Regions from separate parts of the Mus musculus genome. Here region 1 is linked to region 2. Evidence: chromatin contacts called from ENCODE Hi-C or POLR2A ChIA-PET data. All regions are on one chromosome and are shown on one strand. The core of a region is the stretch at or near the end of the contact, and the rest is flanking DNA. Distances in the headings are between cores, read along the strand shown.

The links. A loop is a pair of places that touch in the nucleus more often than their neighbours do. ChIA-PET counts read pairs that join two places held with the same protein, here RNA polymerase II (POLR2A).
Region 1: a loop to region 2 is called in a map of heart, with 3 times the contacts of the local background. The contact joins the promoter of B4galt1 here to the enhancer-like site in region 2. A Hi-C loop is called at or near these places in 7 of 37 maps with a recorded cell type or tissue (T-helper 17 cell, gastrocnemius and heart). POLR2A ChIA-PET finds 5 or more read pairs at or near these places in 4 of 5 experiments (Patski and embryonic stem cell).

Annotation. Positions count from the first base shown.
Region 1 is chr4:40,848,843-40,855,577 of GRCm38, forward strand. B4galt1 (UDP-Gal:betaGlcNAc beta 1,4- galactosyltransferase, polypeptide 1) reads right to left here and starts at 5,142. Exons shown (of 6, transcript NM_022305.5): 1 at 4,549-5,142. The coding sequence starts at 4,963. It overlaps Mir5123 (microRNA 5123), which reads right to left and starts at 1,296; the gene lies at 1,214-1,296.
Region 2 is chr4:40,816,579-40,823,396 of GRCm38, forward strand. All of the region lies in intron 2 of B4galt1 (UDP-Gal:betaGlcNAc beta 1,4- galactosyltransferase, polypeptide 1), which reads right to left. Among named protein-coding and RNA genes, the nearest start is that of Mir5123, 30 kb to the right of the region's middle. Within about 2 kb of position 2,678, at least 1 of the 3 ENCODE cell types and tissues checked has a DNase peak (open chromatin) inside an H3K27ac peak, as active enhancers do; it is heart, where a contact is called at or near this core.

The DNA of each region.
Region 1 (6,735 bases), core at 3,892-6,391, 35 kb after region 2:
CCAGACATCCGTATAAGACCTATCAGAGGAAGGGATACGAAAGCATAACTTAGAAGGATCTTCTTTCCAATCTCTAGAATATATCATGACAATTCCTGGTCCTCTGAACTAGTCTCTTTGGACATTAACCTGAGGCAAAAATACCAGACTCCTCTTCAGGGATGCTAAGCCAAGAAACTAGAGTTTAAAGCCAATCCCACATTTGGCTCTTATTTTCCATGTCCCAAGGACTGTCTACCTGTTCTTCTGCCACAGGGGGTTCCCACACTTGTTCAGAACCTGGGATATTTCTCCCTGGTGCTGGATTAAGCCCAAGGCCTTGTATATGCAACCACTTAGTCACACCCCTAAAAAGTGTAGAATAAATAACTGTCAGGGATCACTCTTATCCTGCCATAATGCTATTTGGAAGAAATTAACAGGTTTCACCATGAAAAAGACCCAGACTGTCATGGAGGGTATTTCTCAATGACCTTGGCAAACAGGTTTCCGTATTACGGCCACCTGACTGACTGAGTTGGGAAGAGCTGAGACCTTGTAATGGTTTTACTGGAATGTACATCTCTGCTCCGGGTAGGAAAGGGTATGTCCAATATGACTGTAAGATAAAAGACAGTAGGATCTGTGTGTAATCAATAAATTATTGCCTCCAGAGAAAAGCAGCAAGACAAACTGGCTTGTTACCCAAAGTCAAAGCTGCAAGATCTGCGTCCAAGAGAGGATCTCTGTGCCTCCTCTAAAACCCAGGATGAGATTCCACCCTAAAGCAGAGGGTGCTAGAGTCCCAAGAGCCATCTCAGAATGGGTAGGTCCAGGACAGCCCTCTTCCGAGCCTCACAGTACAGACTGTTCTAATCAGCCTGCCTGTGTCTGCACATGCACAAATGGGTGAAGGTGGCAGCATGATAAAGAGGAATGCCTGAGAGCCAAGAGCCCAGCAGAGACGTAGTAAGTATTTCATCTTCACCATCACATTCCATGGCAGAGGCTCAGCTAAAAGTAGCCCCCAAAAGCCAGGGAGTTGGGCTCATGAACAGGGCTCTACTCTAACTGGGCTGTTTGCTTCTAGATAAGAATCCTGGGCCAGCAAGATGGCTCAGCAGGTAAAAGGTGCTTGCCACCAAGCCTGACAGTGTGAGTCCTGTCCCTGAAACCTCTGAGCTCCACATTCACACCATGGCATATGGGTCTACACACCATGGCATATGGGTCTACACACCATGGCATATGGATCTACACACCATGGCATATGGGTCTACACACCATGGCATATGGATCTACACACCATGGCATATGGGTCTACACACCATGGCATATGAGTCTACACACCATGGCATATGGGTCTACACACCATGGCATATGGGTCTACACACCGTGGCATATGGGTCTACACACCGTGGCATGTGGGTCTACACACCGTGGCATGTGGGTCTACACACCGTGGCATGTGGGTCTACACACCGTGGCATGTGGGTCTACACACCGTGGCATATGGGTCTACACACCATGGCATATGGGTCTACACACCATGGCATGTGGGTCTACACACCATGGCATATGGGTCTACACACACACACACACACACACATCTTCCCTTTGAACAAATGAAGGGTATCTCCTTAAAGCACAGTTGGTCAAAAGGGGCCTCTGAGGTTTAAGTTGTCCAGTGTCCACTGCCCCCTTGAAAGATCTGTACCATCTGTCCCAGACCCCCGGCTGAATCAGCCAGTCCTGCTTCCCCAAATCAATCCAGCCTGACGTGCTGTCCCCCTTTCCACTAACACCACACCCAAAATGCCTGTGCCACAGCCAGTCAAATTTTGTCAAGCTGTGCCAAATATGAGCAGATAAAACCTTCTGGAAAAAGATAAACATTCCGGGAAAGAACCACAAGGCCATGCCTCCTCTCAGCCCGGGCAAACATTCAGAGGGCCAGAAAGGCCGGCTCACTGCTACAGCCAGTAGAGTACACAGTGACAGTTACCTGGAGGCCTGTCACAGGGCTAAAGAAAATGCCTGAAGTAACTAGAGTTCTCTGGGCAAATAGAAGACTTATCAGGCACGGCCAGCTAACCCCTGTAGCCCACAGTGGAGTAAGGAAGGATGGGACAGACAGACAGACAGAGGCTCACACTAGCCCTACAGATGAGAGGAGTGCCCACCATCACTAGGACTGCAAACAATACAGTTTGCCCCGGTTACACATATATTGCCTAAGCACAATTCCAACCTCAGTCTATCTAAAGTCCATTCAAATATTCTGACAAACCCAAAAGCAGATCTAACAGCAACCTATCAGCAGCCGGGTCTGGTCCCTTACCACCTCAAAGTCACCAGCTATCAACTGAAAAAGATCCAAGCATCTGGCTTAGACTGCTGGACACCAGAAAGCAGAGGAAAGTTGGGGAAAGGAACTGTGAGTAGTAAAAAGGCCACCGTGCTAACCCCCTAGGGGTGCTTTCTCCCACCAACCTCAAAACCACGGTCAAGGGCTTTGGCTGACACCTGCCCAGTGGAACAGATGGGCTTGACACTACACACACACACACACACACACACACACACACACACACACACAGAGTCCCAAATACACTTAAAAGTTTTCTTAAGATTCCTTCTGACCAAGAACCGCCCCCCAAAAGCTGCACCTAAGCATTCAAATCTAAGGGCTCAAATTAATAAAAACAAAACAAAACCTAACCTCCTACCCTTGTTTCTGCGATTGTGGTCTCAGCAGAAACCTAGACATCAGTCCCATGCAAGTCACATGAAGGTAGCCAGGCCAGAAGAGGCCTAGGCCTCTGGACTCCACAGTCTAAAGTGATCTCTCTCAGTAAGGTCCTTTTGAGCTGTCTATTTCAGGATGAATTGAGCAACCCACATTACCAAACCAAACTGAACAGAACTATAGTTACCACAGTCCCTCATATTTCAGCAGGAAGAACCTATACTCTGAACAACTATAAACCTGGTTTTCTCTTTGAGATAGGATCTGATGTTTGCTCAGTTTTATAATCAAGGCTTTGGGCAGGCCAGACAAGCCTTCCACCATCTGAGCTATGTCCATGGCTCTGGGGTACTTAACTAATTAATTTGTCTTTTTTCTGCATGATGCTCAGGCAACAACCAAAAATAAAAGCAAAAGGCCCAGACATTCTGTGGTCTGAGGACTCGGTCACTTCCTCCTCTTCTATGTTGTTCAGCGAGCCATCTCCGTGGAAGTCTAAGAAATCGCCACTTCACATCCTCAAACTGTATTGTTGATTACTTGCTGAGTGCCTGCCTACTCTATATACAATCTCAATTAGTCCTAAAAATAGCCCTGTGAGGTAAGCACAGACAAGTCCACTTTATACAACAGGAAGAAACACTATAACATGCTTGAAGTCAGACTAATGTTCTACTTCACTTTCCATAGAACTATTCCTGTTTCCCAAATTAACAACCAAGTCCAAAGTAATTCGATTACTCATGTTTGGCCAATTCCAAGAGGTTCCTCCCAAACTTGATGTGAAAACATTGAAGTAATTATTGGAGACATTGAGCAACAGGCTATAGGAAGGCCTGCTCTGCCAAGGCTTTCCCAGAATGAGACAGAGCTATTAGCACGCTGCCTGCCTGTCTGTCTGTGGGGAGATGGGATTCACTCTGCGAAACATTCTCTAAAACCTGGCACTACCTGTGATCTCCAGTCAAAGTTCTACCCTGGCCAGTCGCCTAGTACTGGGAACACAAACTCATATACTTGCCCCCCTGCCTGGTATCAGCTGGGCAAGTATTTCCAGGAAAGTGCAGCCCCATTGACCGGGTTAATTTTAGCCCTCCAGTCAGTCCCCTGAGTACACAGGCCCTCTGCCCCTGGAGAGGGCCCTGCTCAGTTTGGTTAAGAGGAAGCATCAGGAGGAGGAACTTGGGGTGGGAGACAGAAGGCCCCTTGGTTCAGCACCTACAAACAGGAGGAAATCCCACAATTGTAGCAACTTTCTAAGAGTTCATCCTCATTCTTTAAACTCTTAGTTACAATGTTTCATTTACTTCTTCAAAACAACTCCAAAATACGTGTGGTTTATTATCTCCATTTACCAGAAAGAAACCTTAAAGAGAAAGTTAAGTGGCTTGTTCTAAGGCGGAGTGGAGGGTGGTGGGGAGGGGAGGTGGTTTTCTCACTGTCGGTCTTGTCCTCAGAAGGTTGAAGGTTGCCGGTGTTGCTACTATAGGTAGGGAAGGTTGCAGAGCAGCCTTTTCAGTCTACTCTAAACTGACCCCAACTTCAAACTTCCTGAGTCCTGGGCCAGAACAAGGGTGTCTCCAGGGCCTTGTCTGGTGCTGGGGTAAGAGCCTGGGGGTTTCCCAACAGGGCCCCTGCCTCTTGAGACACCAGCCAACCTCTCTTTGGGTCATCCCAAAGAGGATTAAGCCCTTCTTGGGGATTATGCACTCTGATCAAAACCTGGTGGCTGGCAGTCCTGAAAGAGATCTTAGGATAATATCCCTGGAACCCTACTGAGGAAATCCGAGGAGTCCACGTCCTCAGATCCTGGGTCTTACCGAGCAGCGGGGACTCCTCAGGGCAAGCTGGCAGCGACAACAGTCCAGTGGTGGTGGGCACTGGCAACGAAGACAAGTTGCTCTTCAAGCCGGGGCCAGAAGCTGCACCAGGGCTGGAGTCGAGACCCGGGCGAGGCTTCGGGGAGACGCCTAAAGGAGGCGGCGGCCGCGCACCCCGCGGCCGCTGCTCTCCTGGGGGCTGCTTGCTGGCTGCGGCGCCGTTCGTGCCGCCCTGCAGTGTAGAGGAGACTCCGACCAACTGGGGCAGGCGGCTCAGATCGCGGCCAGAGAGGTAATAGACGAGGGTGACGCCGAGGTGCAGCGCGCAGACGGCCACGAGCAGGCGGCAGGCCCGCTGCAGGGTCGCGCCCGGCATCGCGGCGCTGCCGCCCAGGAACTGCTCACGAAACCTCATCTTCCCGCCGCGGCTTTAAGAGGGGGTGGGCTACGGCTGAGAGGACGGCCCGCCCGCAGGCCGCCCGCCAGGCGCTACCCGACCACAGCGATCGAAGGAGGGGCCGGGGGGAGGGGGCTAGGACCTAGCGCAGCACCGGCCGCCTGCGGCGGAAAGCCGACACCCCTGGCCGCGGGACTTTGGAGAGATCAGCGGGAACCACAAGCGCGGATGAGCAGGGGGCGTGGTCTCGACCTAGGGCGGGGCCTCAACCGGGTTTCGGAAGGCTGTTCGCGGAACCTGGGGGGGCGGAGTCTAAGGGGTGGGGCCGCAAAGCGGGTCTTTTTCGAGAGGGGCGGGGCATGAGGGACAAGGCTCGGAGAGGGGACTGAGGGGCGGAACCTTCAGCCGGGTTTTTCTGGCAGCTAAGGGAGGGCGGAGCTTGGGGGGCAGGCACTAAGGGGCGGGCCCTCGGGAGGTTGGGTTGCAGGGCGTCGCGACACTTGGGGACTAAACGTGGCGCTCCGCCAGCCCCACCGCAGCCTTGGGTTGAGCGGGCATCCCATACCCAGCGGCGCTCAGCTTTTCTTCCTAGCGTTCACCGTGGAGCTTAAGTCTCTCTAAACCAGCTTCTTGTTCAACGAGCTGCTCACCACTTCCTGACGTACCCAGTGACTCGGGTATGGGCCTGGGACAGCAGCTAGTGAGGACAAGAGGACAGGCGGTAGCCTTGGGATAGTGAGAAAATGGAGTGGAGAAAGGTCGTCTAGGAAACCGGCTTCGACGTCCCGCGAGGCCAGCGGACGGATTCTCTGGGGCGTTCCAAAGATCCACTTACCCTAGCTGGGTCCGCCTGCCTGTGAGGGGGCTAAAGTGGAGGAGCTGCTTATTGAGTCCTGCTAGGGAAGTGACCATCTTGCTCTACTCTTACTCCCACATAAGTGTTTGCAGGATTGGGAAACCTCAGGAACCTGCCCAACTTGGTTCTAGGTGCAACATGGCCTCTAGTGCATGCCACATGGAGATGACACATGCTTGTTGGGATGAGACTGGCAGAAAACTGCATTAATTCCTAAGCCTGCGTACAGAACAGCCCGTTGTACACAGCGCTGGAACACAGTCCCCATTTAACAGAATACTGGAATCTAGGCGCGGTCGTGAACACCTGTAATCCCAGACTCTGGTTGCGGAGACAGGAAGAGCCAGAGTTTGGAGCCAGCCCAGACTATGTAGTAAACAAAGATTTCAGTGCCTTGGAGTGAATAAGAATGAATGGCCTGTAAAATCTCACAGCTGATAAGCTGTGGAACTCAGGGCTCCTAAAAACTTTGTCACTGCGCGTTCCTTTACCTAACCTTGTTGATCTGAAAGTGGAAGCTGGAAGATTTAAGCACTTGAAGTCTTGACCCCGAGGCCTCAGACCCATTTATCCTTGAATGTGATGAGAACCTTAAGATGGGGAATGCTAATTCTAGCTACTCCTATGTTTGGAGAGTTTGTTGTTAACCAATATATGCCATGTAATAGGGGTTGTTAACTGTCTCCGATTCATCGATGAGAAAGCAGGCTGAGTGACATTTGGTTGCAATCATAGAAAGTATTTAAAAAAAAAAAAACCACTTGGGAGGCAGGTGCATTTCTGAGTTCGAGGCCAGCCTGTTCTACAGAGTGAGTTCCAGGACAGCCAGGGCTACACAGAAAAAAAACCTGTCTCGAAAAACAAAAGCAAAAACAAACCAAAAAAAAAAAAAAAAAAAGAAAGAAAGAAAAGAAAGTATACTGCTCATCAGGTG
Region 2 (6,818 bases), core at 1,428-3,927:
GTTTTGCATGTCTAGAGGGATTTGTCTCTCAGTCTAGGAAAAGACAGGGAGACCAGTTCAATTAGAAAAACGGTTGTATAAAACAGTTCATATAAAACAGGCAAGCCTAGGAAGGAATGGTGGGTAAAATTTTAATTCCTCCTTAAAGGAAGAATTCAAGCCAGAGTTCCTCATGCCCACCTGGCCCTAAGCATGTGTCCTCATGAGAGCCTTTTGGGTGAGGGGGACAGAACAGGTCCCAGAGTCTCGTCTAGTCTCCAGGGAAACCCTGAGTCTGAGAAGCTAAGAAGGACAAAAGTGGCTTCCTTTGATTGCAACCAAGGCCAGAGGACCAGCTAAAGAAAGTCATGTTTCACCCTGTCCAAGTCTCAACAGCCTCTGTCCAACCATTCTGCCTTCCAGGGACGCAGGCCTACACTGTCATCAGCAGACAGATCCTGAGACCCAGATGGCCTGAGGACACACCAGCAATAGGCAGCTCAACAACAAGGTTGCTCCCAGGATTCTCTATGAATCAGAATATCTGTGATGGGAGAGATTAGGTTGTCGTACCCTCATCAAAAAGCCACTCCTACTCACAGTACCTTCAAATCCAGGGGCAGGTCTGTAGCCAATTGCAGTTGCTGACCATGCCCCAAGTATCTTTCTGTGCCTCCGAAGATGCTAAGACCTCGGCTGAGTGAGTTGTGAGACAGCTAGGAGCGAGCGCTCAGAGCTGAGGTCAGGAGCTGGGATGATGCAGAATCCGTGGCAGGTTAATATCTACTCTTCTTTCAGTTCCTAGCAGCTGGGTTCTAGTTTTTATGCATAATAAGTTGGTGGCTTTGGGCTTAGACACAGTCCCCAACAGAACTTGAATCTGGGACTTTTAAGTTTTTCGCCACTAAGTAAAAGACACAGGCTCTTCAGAACAAGGGCCCATACTCTTGGGAGGCAATTCTGTTAGCTACAGTAGTCACAAGGGTGAGCACATTTACTTCTGAGAACACAGGCTGGGAGAGCAGCATGTAAGACACAAGCTAAAAACAGAGACTTCTCTTTCAAAAAGCAATTTGTCTACATACTGGTTAATTATAAAGATGTGCAACGTATTTCTTAACATAACAATCCTATGTGTGAAAATCTAGCCTGAGGAAACAATCTTGAATGCAGAAGAAGCCAACACAGCAAACCTGAGCCTTGAGGATGTTTGCTACTGTTTATTTAGGCTTCTAATAAAGAAAAGGATTAATTGTGGTAGAACTCAGTGACCAATTACTATGAAAGCATTGAAGTTATGGATATGGAGACTATGAAACAGCATGGGAAGATGCTAATGATATGACCTGAGGAGAAAGACAAGATATAAACATTTATATACATACACTATGAGTGTGAGCTCTACCGGGGTTTAATCTAAAGCCGGCGAAGTCTCTCGGGTTCTGCATCATCATGAGCTGGCTTCCACTGATCTCGATGTTTTCCCAGCAAGGCCACAGCAGCCCTGTGCTTGCCTGGGAGGCACCACAGCTGGAAGACAGTCACAGGGGCTTATTCACAGCTTCCCCCTGCCAGAGAGGCCTGGCACTGTGTCAGATGTGAGGACATTACCAGAGTGGCAGTGGCAGCAGCGGTGGCGGCGAAGGTGACGGCAGTAGTTAGGATAGCAGCGGTAGGTAAGTCGACTTTTCTTTCTTTAGAGGAGGCAGAGAGGACAGAAGAGAAGGTAGGTGAAAAGTAAGAAGCCACTCATGAATAGGAAGGCGCTCCTCCTTCAGTTTGCTTTGCTACAAACAGGACTGACAAGTAGAGGCAAAAGTCCCCACTAGAAGGGAAAAGAAGGCACACGCAGAAGATATGGGCAAAGGGACCGGCAAGCCTCAGGCTGCGGCAGGACTCACTGGACCACTCTTCCAATAAAGCCAAGTCCAAATACACTGTCACTCCCTTTTTTGTGTAAATGTCTGGAGGTTATTCATTAGCGCTTGAGTACCAGTAAGTGCTACGACACTCCCCAGGAGAAACCACAGATGTGGTCAGACAGGGAGACAGCAGGGCAGAGGGTGGCACTCAGACTGGACTGGCAGACACTTCCACCACTCCCACTCCACCCCCGTATCAGTCATGCCCCAAGGCAAGGGAAGGTCAACCGCTGAGCCCTCTCCCTCCTAAAGTTCCATCCCCCTACACATCCATTGACAGCTGGAAGAGGAAATAGAAGACAGGTGACATAAAGATAATCAAGACAGAAGTCAAGTCCTAAGGGCCAAGAAGCAGCCACCTTCACGGCTCTGCTTTGCCATAACTGATCCTGACCTCCTGGAGGAACTGCTATCTTAGAGCCTAAAATGGTCCTCGGAGGAGGGGCTGGAGACGGCTCAGTGGTGGGGAACACATGTTGCATTTGTAGAGCATCTCTCTGAGTTTGGTTCCCAGTACTCACATTAGGAGGCCAACAATTGCCCATCATAACTCAAGCTCCAGTGGATGCCCTCTTCTAGCCTCTACTGGCACCTACATTCATGTATACACAAGTGTACACACACACACACACACACACACACACACACACACACACACACGTTTTTCAAAAAGTATCTTCAAAACAAAAACAGAACAAAGTCACAGCCAAACAAAGCACCATCTGACCTCCTAGCACAGGCTGGCACTCTCTCTTTCCCAAAGCCTGTCCAGCCAGGTCTGCCTGGAGGTATCACGAGTCACAAAGGCTCCTGGGGGCTTGGCAGCTATTACTAACAAGCTGCTGCCTCTCTCACATGAGCTAACAAGCCTCATGGTACACCAAGTACACATCATGGCGATCAGGACATTCTATCATCACCTAATCCCAGTCCGCCAGTGACCATGATCTGATTGCCTACGCAGCCTACAAAGCAGCCCTCACTAGAGGTCTATGCAAGTCAAAATACAAAGGAACACGAGAGACTGTGCTTTGGGTTTGGGGCTTGCTAGCCCAGGCTAGCCCCGAGCACACTATGTAGTGAGGCTAGTCTCAAACTTGCAATCTTCCTCTTTTTGGACTACAATTAGCGGGTTGAATCACCTATCATGTCTTGACTCAAAAGAGTTTTATGATTATGAGCCAACATGGGGCTAAAGCATATTATATCTTCCCCAAAAAGGAAGACTGCCCTAAGGTTTTATCACAGGCAGCCTATACCCTAGTCAGCAACGCACAGGAACGTCAGGTGAAGGGCCCTGGGGAGGGACTGTGCCAGTTTTAAAAGGGTCATAATATGGCCAAGCTAGGAGAGGAGGCTTTGCTTCCAGCAGGAATGGGCCCAACTAGAGAACCGGGGGCAGAGGGGTCCTGAGTATGGGTATCAATAAATGAGCAGGACTCAAAGAAAGAAACCCCATGTTCCAAACCCTGCAGAGTCCATTCTGGACTGCGGAGGAGATCCACGGTCAGACATGTGGAAGTGAGTCTGGCTAGGAACTAAGGATCAAGGGCCAAAATGAGACACAAAAATGGTAATTGTCCCTTGTACCAAGAGAAGGAGGAGAGGTCACCTCTACTTCAGGGGCTTCACAGAGCTCATGAGGTCAAGGCTTAAATCATATCCAGAAAAAGCCACCGGAGAAGGCCTATGCACAGAGTACAAGGGGGAGGTGACAAGTGTCTGGGTGAGAATGACAGGCTGCTTGCCTGTAGCAAGCTGTGTGAAGGGTGACAAGGAGAAGTGGCTGGAAGTAGGTCAGGACTATTCCCCAGGTGGCATCCCACGATAAGGTTTCAGATCACTCAGGTCCTTGCCTATGGCAGGGGGAAGTTGTTGAAGGCTTTAAGGTAAAGACGTGACACGGACAGAGTCAGAAAGATGAGGACCCAAAGGTGACAGAAGCACTGTGACACTGGGAAAGTTGCCTCTCAGCTGCTGACTCGGGGGCAAAGCACTGCAGTGGCTATGACCGACTGTAATTTTTATGATGGATACTTTCTAAAGCTCCTTACCTCTGCTTTTCTTTCTTCCTTTGTCTTTTTCATTTAAGGCTGGTGCTACCAGGTGGCAGCCTGACTATTACCTGGCTTTCCTGACTGAAGTGTGAGTGACAGAACACACTCCCTGTTTGTTATATGACGCCCTGACATTCATTTCCATACCAAGGTCTACCCCAGGGCTGAATTTAGCCTGATACCTAAGTGTCAGAGTAGGACCCATGACACCAAGTAGGATATGCTGAGACTCTAGCAAGACCTGCATACATATGGCAAGAGGAGAGACAGAACCCCAAAGGACACCCTTGCCCCTCTCTGCAACAATGGGGGAGCACCTCCCACACTCCCCTCCAGAACACTCATGCTGAGCTTTAAGTTTCATAGTGGCTGGAGGGGCCTACACTGAACAAGGTTAACAGCAAGTATAAACCATAGAAACCCAGTGGACTTAGGACACAACCTTCCTCCTAAAAAAGTTTATGAGGCATGACCCCTGAGTCTTCTTGAGAGCCTGTCTTCTGACTCACACCGGCTACTCATTATCTTCTGACCCCATAGAGGCCCTAACAGGTGGGAGGCAAGACCCTGATATTGGTGCTTCATTGGGCTAAAGCAGGAGGCTGGAAGAACAATAAGGAATTTACCAGCAAGGTCCCAGGCAGAGGCAACAGGCAAGAAGGACAGGAAAGAAATAACAGCTAGTGTTTATTAAGTAGTCAAGGGCTTCTGTGGCCTGCCCATGATCACAGACTGGGAAGTGGCTCTCCAGGTTATGGGGCTCACTTACAGCCCTGGATACCAGGCTTTGAGAAACATGCCAGGAAGAGGATACATGGCCTCAAGAAGAGCTGTTGTGGCCCAGTGGGAGGACATTATTGAACTTAGGAATCTTACCTGGGGCTTAGTTGCAACCCAGCGTTATTCATGTGACCAGTTCTTCTCTCTACTTGTCCCTGACTCAGAGCAGAATTTTTTTTATCCCTGCCCTCTGGGGTCTAGGCAAGCTCTAGAGAACAGTGACAGGGTAGTACACTGTTTCTCCTCTTTGCTTCAAGGCTGACACTCAAAGCTAAGGACCCGTGGATGCTAGGCAAGCATTCTACCACTGAGTGACACCCCCAGCTCCTAAAAAAGAGTCCTTTTCTGATACTAAGGTACAAGTGGGGGAGAAAGAGAACGGGGAGTTCCTATCTCAGGGAAAGTAAGGAGGAAGCAGACGGCGGGTAATTTAGGGTTGTTTTCTCCAAAACGTGACTCACAGGACACTCATCACTGGAGATGATTCTTGGAAAATAGCTGTCTAGACTAGCTAAGGAAACACTTCCGGAGGTCACAAGGTGTCAGTACATGGAAGATTCTAGAACAGTGAGATCTGCCTTCCTCACACATTTAGGAACTCCTGTACTAGATATATCGGGGCACAGCCTTCTCTCCTTCCTCTGAGCTTCAAAAGCATTAAACAGTCACCATCCATCCAATCACACCATTTTGTTTGTTTTTTGAGACAGGGTTTCACTGTGTAGTACCGGCTGTCCTGGAACTCGATCTGTAGACCAGGCTGGCCTCAAATTCTCTGCACTTGCCTCTGCCTCCAGAGTCCTGGGATTAAAGGCATGCACCAAGAACTTAAAAATATTAAAGAAATTAAGTAAAAAACGAAAAACATTACTTTTCTTCAGTATGCTTAATGAGCACAACTGTTTTCCCCATGAATATAACTTTGGTTTTTCAAGTTTGTCCCCAATACTGAAATTCATGTATATTCTGTAATCTAGGTGTGTTGATGAGTCTGACTTACCTGCCTAGGTGCCAAGTTTCATTAAAATGTGTTTTTGGAAAGACTGCCCCTTTACTTCAACATACATTTTGAGCCCCCCCTTTTTTTTTGCTTCTATCAAAGTCAGGGGGCTTTATGTTGCATTAGGGAAGCTAGGATATCTGAGGGCTGCCTCAGTTGCTACAGGGATGTTTAAAGAAGTGTAAGATGCCGCCACCTTGAAGCTTCCAGCCCACACTAGGTAGATGAAGACTTTGCTACAAAGCAGTTTGTTTACAATTTAAAATAGCCTGTGAGCCAGGTGGCAGAGGTGCACACCTTTAATCCCAGCACTCAGGAGGCAGAGGCAGGTGCAGAGCTCGGTGAGACTGAGCCAGCCCAGTCTACAAAGTGAGCTCCAGGACAGCCAGGGCTACACAGTGAGACCCTGCCTCAAAAGAACCTTTAAAACGCTTTAGATCTATTTGAATCTGGGTTGTGGTGATAGAGGCTGGCTAAGTTTTCAGCTTGTATCCTAAGCAGATGAGAGCCTGACACACACAATCTGAGGTACAGCAGGAAACTCAGCCTAGTCCATATCACTCTCTGAGGCTCTAGAATAGGACTCCCCCAGACTTCTCACCCATGGCTGGCTGTAGAGACATACATGGTCTCTTATGGATGGTCCCTGAAGAATGATACTGACCACCCAGCTGGATAAATTTCAAAGTTGCCAAAAAAAATCTGAAACAAAAATGGATTGTTTTGGAATTATTATTATTATTATTATTATTAGTAGTAGTAGTAGTAGTAGTAGCAGCAGAAGAGGAGGAGGAGTAGGAAGAAAGCTAGAGTAGCCTAAAAATGGTAAATAATCAGTGTTTTACTTTGCGATCATTGGAGATATCTTTTTCTTTCATTTTTGCTGGAAGTTTACTTTTAAAAGGCCAAGCACACCGTATCTATTTCTCTTGGCTAACAGAGCTATATCAACAAGCGAGCATACCGCTTGGCACTTAGCTCGCTGCACTGTTTAAAGGACAGCAACAGTGACAGAGTTGACACATCCTTGTAGACCGAGATCACTCCCTTCCCTCGGCGCTCACTGAGCACACACTTGTG